2 separate regions of the Mus musculus genome follow, and region 1 is linked to region 2. Evidence: chromatin contacts called from ENCODE POLR2A ChIA-PET data. All regions are on one chromosome and are shown on one strand. The core of a region is the stretch at or near the end of the contact, and the rest is flanking DNA. Distances in the headings are between cores, read along the strand shown.

Evidence for each region. ChIA-PET counts read pairs that join two places held with the same protein, here RNA polymerase II (POLR2A).
Region 1: POLR2A ChIA-PET joins it to region 2 with 10 read pairs in Patski. The contact joins the promoter of Shc1 here to the promoter of Clk2 in region 2. POLR2A ChIA-PET finds 5 or more read pairs at or near these places in 3 of 5 experiments (Patski and embryonic stem cell).

What each region holds. Positions count from the first base shown.
Region 1 is chr3:89,420,256-89,422,955 of GRCm38, forward strand. Shc1 (src homology 2 domain-containing transforming protein C1) reads left to right here and starts at 1,366. Exons shown (of 12, transcript NM_001113331.2): 1 at 1,366-2,090; 2 at 2,671-2,700. The coding sequence starts at 1,596.
Region 2 is chr3:89,163,411-89,166,110 of GRCm38, forward strand. Clk2 (CDC-like kinase 2) reads left to right here and starts at 1,385. Exons shown (of 13, transcript NM_007712.4): 1 at 1,385-1,696. Gm45927 (predicted gene, 45927) reads left to right here and starts at 1,385. Exons shown (of 19, transcript NM_001310017.1): 1 at 1,385-1,696.

The sequences.
Region 1 (2,700 bases), core at 116-2,615, 260 kb after region 2:
CTGGTCTACAAAGCAAGTTCCAGGGCAGTCAGTGTTGTTACATAGACAAACCCTATCTTGAAAAAACAAATAAGCAAAAAGTATCTTTTATTTCTTGTATTTGGTTTTTTTTTTTTTTTTTTTTTGGTTTTCGAGACAGGGTTTCTCTGTATAGCCCTGGCTGTCCTGGAACTCACTTTGTAGACCAGGCTGGCCTCGAACTCAGAAATCCACCTGCCTCTGCTGGGATTAAAAGGGTGCACCACCACACCCAGCTACTTTTTTTTTTTTTTTTTTAAGGGAATAAAGCGATAGTTTATTCTGGAGCTATTTTGATTGGTCACTTTCTTTAAGTTCCTGAATGGCCTTAAGCAGAGCTGTGGCAGGAAACTGTGGGCAAAGAAATATGGGTTTGGTATTATTATGCACTTATGGCCAGACTCCAACTTCTAATATCCCTTTCTCCTTCCTGTCTTTATTAACACAGATTTGTTTATGACCCTATTATCCCTTTGTGGCTTGTAGGCACCAGTTCTGTTTCTTTCCCCTACCTCCAAGGCCAACTCCTCCACTAGCCTGAGGTACACTGTCAGGTGGTTTACTGCCTGTAAGGAGTAACAATATATCTGTAGGTCCGAGGGGTGGCTGCATGTCTCTGTACCCTCTGGGGAAGCCCTACTCCCACCCCCCAAGTCTGTTGGTCCTTGGTGACTTGTAGAAACAGGCTTGCTCTAGCTCTTGTCTGGTAGCCCCCTGATGTACCACCAATAAATTGGCCTTTATTCCCATTTTAGCTTGTCTTTCCTCTTGGCTTTGCACTATATCCACTGGGACTTACTTTCTCTCCCTGGTTCTCTACTGTGGTCCACAGCTGTTGTGGTGGAGGATGCTAATGGCCCAGGTTCCCTGGAGCTACCACCTCACTCACTGTATGGTGGGGATGGGAGTGGTCTGGGCTGTCTGGGCTAGGGGGCTAGTCACGTCTTCAGCCAGGACTGGAAAGGAAATGCTAAACTCTGGGGGACATCTCCCCCCTTCCCCTCCCCGCCCAGCAGCTTCTGTTTCCTCTCTATCCCTTCCTGTCTTCCTGCTCTCTTTGGCTTGCCCACGTCGGTTTGGATTGGTCCAGAGTTTCTCTTAACTCCTTCCTTTCTTTTTTCTCTTTTGCTTATTTTTCCATCTTTTTTTCGCGCCGGGCACCTCCTCCTTCCCAGACAGTTGTTTGTATTGGGCTGGGAGAGTGGCCTGGCTTGCACAAATTGTGTGGGGAGGTGTCTCAGCCCCTCTGAGCCTGTGAGTCAGCACTGTCCTGGGGATTGGTCTCTCTCCTTAGTTCCCCGCCTCTGGGGAGGAGCCAGTAAGCTCTGGGTCCAGCCTGTACTCCTCAGCCAGTAGAGGTTTCCTAGCTGGGCTGTGCAAGGATGTGCTCTCAAACTGTCTAGGTCTGAGTTGGGAGAGCAGAGGTCACTTGTCCTTCGCCTCCCCAGGTCATCTGTTATCACCGGGCTGCCGAGGTCAGACTAGGCTAAGGGCCTGGGGATGCCCCCTGCCTGGCCCCCTTGCCTGAATTGGCAGGGGGGCCGGGCTGGGCAGCAGCCCCTCTTCTCACCCCAGCCATGGATCTTCTACCCCCCAAGCCGAAGTACAACCCACTTCGGAATGAGTCTCTGTCATCGCTGGAGGAGGGGGCTTCGGGGTCTACCCCTCCGGAGGAGCTACCTTCCCCATCAGCTTCATCCCTGGGACCCATTCTGCCTCCTCTGCCGGGGGACGATAGTCCGACTACCCTGTGTTCCTTCTTTCCCCGGATGAGCAACCTGAAGCTGGCCAATCCTGCTGGGGGGCGCCTGGGGCCTAAAGGGGAGCCAGGAAAGGCTGCTGAAGATGGGGAAGGGAGTGCAGGGGCAGCCCTTCGGGACTCAGGCCTCTTGCCCCTCCTCCAGGACATGAACAAGCTGAGTGGAGGCGGCGGGCGCAGGACTCGGGTAGAAGGGGGCCAGCTGGGGGGCGAGGAGTGGACCAGACACGGGAGCTTTGTCAATAAGCCCACACGAGGCTGGCTGCATCCCAACGACAAAGTCATGGGACCTGGGGTTTCCTACTTGGTTCGGGTGAGTGCATACCCCCCTCCCACTCCCTCCCGTCCAGTTCCTCTGCTCACTCCAGATTTGCCAGGGACTCCCTGCTCTTCCCCCAGCAACATCTGTGCCATTCTCTCAGTTCTTAGACCTGGTGCATTCCTTCTTCAGGTCTCTGCCCTTAATTTAGCCTGTGAATCTTCTGCCTTTCCTCCTTTGGTCCCAACCCCCCCCCCCACCCCCCCAGTTCACACAGTGCCCAAGCACATCTGAGGCTTTCTGTAAAAGTTGAATGAAAATGACTTCTTGATTATTCCCTCTAGACTCCTCCCTTTTCCAGAGATGTCACTCCATCCCACTCAATGTTTGCTACTCCTCTCGCAGTCCCCCCATGGTGCACGAAGTTCCTCTTTTGTGGTCTTTCTTCCCTTTTTCCCCTTTGCCATACACCTATGAAGTGGAAGCCCCAGGCAGTAGGAAGGCTACTTCAATCTACTTTCCTTAGGAAGTAAGGACTATATAAGGCAAAGCCCTAGAACCTTCTGCAAAGGGCTTGCAAGTGTGGGGTGGGGGATGGGGTCAGCTGATCCATTCTTCCCTCCTTCCCCTACAGTACATGGGCTGTGTGGAGGTCTTACAGTCA
Region 2 (2,700 bases), core at 135-2,634:
TAACTGCTAACTTATCTCTCCAGCCCCTCAACAACAACAACAAGAACAAAAAACAAAACAAAAGATAAAACAAAACCAAACCTTTGTTTTTGAGACAGGTTATCAGTGTACTCAGGCTGGCTTTAAATTCATTATATAGCAAAAATAACCTTGATTTCCCAGCAGTGGTGGCGCACGCCTTTAATCCCAGCACTTGGGAGGCAGAGGCAGGTGGATTTCTGAGTTCAAGGCCAGCCTGGTCTATAGAGTGAGTTCCAGGACAACCAGAGCTACACAGAGAAACCCTGTCTCAAAAAACTGAAGTAAAAAAAAAAAAAAAAAAAAAAAAAAAAAAAGGAAGGAAGGAAGAAATAACCTGGATCCTCCTGCCTTCACCTCCTATGTCCTGGGATTGGTTACGTGTATAGGTTGTATGTATGGCTCTCTTGCCAGGGCATTCTGGGCAAAAGGCAAGTACTCCACCAACTAAGCCACATCCTGAGCTGGTTTGATTTTGAAACAGTCTCACACTGCAGCCCATGCGGGCCTTGAGCTCCTCCAAATAATCCTGCCTCAGTCGTCTAAGAGCTGAGATTATGAGCATGAACCACCATGTTTAGCTGCTGCTTCTTCCTTTTCGTTTTCTTCTTCTTCTCCTTCTTCTTTTGTACTATTTAGTAAACTGAAGCTGGAGAGATAGATGGTTCCGTGGTTAAGAGTGCAATCTTCTGGCAGATCCAGCATCCACAATGGTAAGCCCTCAATTGCCTGTAACTTCAGCTCCAGAGGATCTGACTGGCCCCTTCTTCAGGCCTCATGAAAACCTGAACTGAAATGCACATACCCTTCTACAGAAACAAAAATAATTTAAGGTAAATCTAAAAAGAAAGGAAGATGATTCGGTAAATTTATACTTAATACAGATTAGTTAAAACACAACGGCGTCCGATTCTCCTTCCTCTATGTCTGTGCACCTGCCCCAAACATGAAATACTTTTGTGCAGAACAAAGAGGGAACCTTTCTTTGCTGGCGTTCGGAAGCAGGAGGGTATATATTTTCAAGTTTTGTTTGAAGAACCAGACTTCACAAAACCTCACTGGAGTCGTTTGCTCAATAGCGATACAATGTAAATAACTAACAATCCTTTAAAACAGCCAATATTAAATAAGCCACAAATTGTCTTCTGGTGAAGAGCAAGAGGAAGGTGTCATGGGAAAGGATAAAAAGACCTAGAGACTCAACAAACACGTGACAAGCTCCGAGCGCCTCGAGACCCGAACCAAGAGGCGCACCCACCGCTTCTCTAACTCTGGAAGGCGCAGGGGAAGCGGCTCACTGGCCCGAAGGGCCCGGTGTCGGGGGGCGGAGCCCATCAGAGGCTGGGAAGTGACGCAGGACGTGCGTGCGTCTGTGCGTGCGTGCTCGCTCACGGCGGCGGCGGCGGCGGAGCGGAGAGGCCAGAGCCGGAGACCGAGCTGGGATCGGGCCCCGGGCGGGGGCGGTGCGAGAGGCGCCGAGCGGATCCTGGGGGCGGGGACGGAGCCCGGGCGGGCGGGACTGGAGCAGAGCCCGGGAACGGGGCGGGAGGTCCCAGGGCCCCGGGTTGGGGGGTGGAACCGCACTTCGTCGCCGCGGGGGTGCCGGGACTCCGGCCGCAGTGCCGCCGCCATCACGGACTTCCTGTGGGACAAGCGCACGGGCCTCGCCGCCAGAACGGTGAGCGCGCGGGCTGGCGGACCTTGGGGCCGCGGAAAGATGGCTACCGCCAGACGGACGGCAACGGGATATGGAGAAATTAGGAGTGTCGGGCTCTCGAAGCAGCAGAGTAGCGAGATGAGAGGGAGGGAGGTCGACGTGTTTCGGTGTAGCAGCAAGACCTATAGTAAACTTGGAAAAGCCTTAGAAGTGATGAGGTAGACACCGGAGCGGTCCCAGTCGTGCAAAAGTTGGACCAAGGGTTTAATACGATCCGAAAAGTGTTAAGATGGCAGTGTAGAGGAAGAGTTTGAGGCTAGGAAATTATTCTAGCTTCTCTGAGTAAGCAAGGAAGAAACAGGGTTTAGAAGTTAAGAAAGTTAGGCTAGATATGCTTTTCTAGGAAAGAACGCAGTGGCTTTGTTGGTTGGTGTCCAAAGTGAGATTGCATTTATGTTAAGTTAATCAAGATAGGGTTACCTGGGAAAGCCTCGTGCTTGCATCTTCTTGGTTTCCTGTCAGCCACTTTAGGCCAGTGTACCATAGGCTCACTTTCCTTAAGAAGGTTGTGAGGAAGCGGCCGAGAATGGTGACCAGATGTTGGAGTCAAACCTACAGACCTCATGTCCTGGGCCAAGACTGCCCCCGAGGCTCATCGTATTGCTGGATATGACAGTGATTTTGCTCTGATTTTCCCCTTTGACCAAAACAGGACTCATGAACCCTAACTAGTCCAGTTTCATTTAATGGAGGCCCAGCTGCCGGCCAAGTATTACTGATACTAATTAAGAAGTACTTAGTAGGCTAGGGATATAGTTCAGTTGATATGGTGGGGGTCACTTAGCTTGCATGAAGCCCTGGGTTGATCTCCAGCCTTTGTAAGCCCCAGCCATCTGTAATTTTTGCACTTGGAACTGAACTAATATCAGAAAATATTCGTGGCCATCCTAGGCTACATATCAAAATCGACACCAGCTTAGGATATGTCAAGTGTGGTTTTGCAAGTCGTTCATACCAGCACTCAG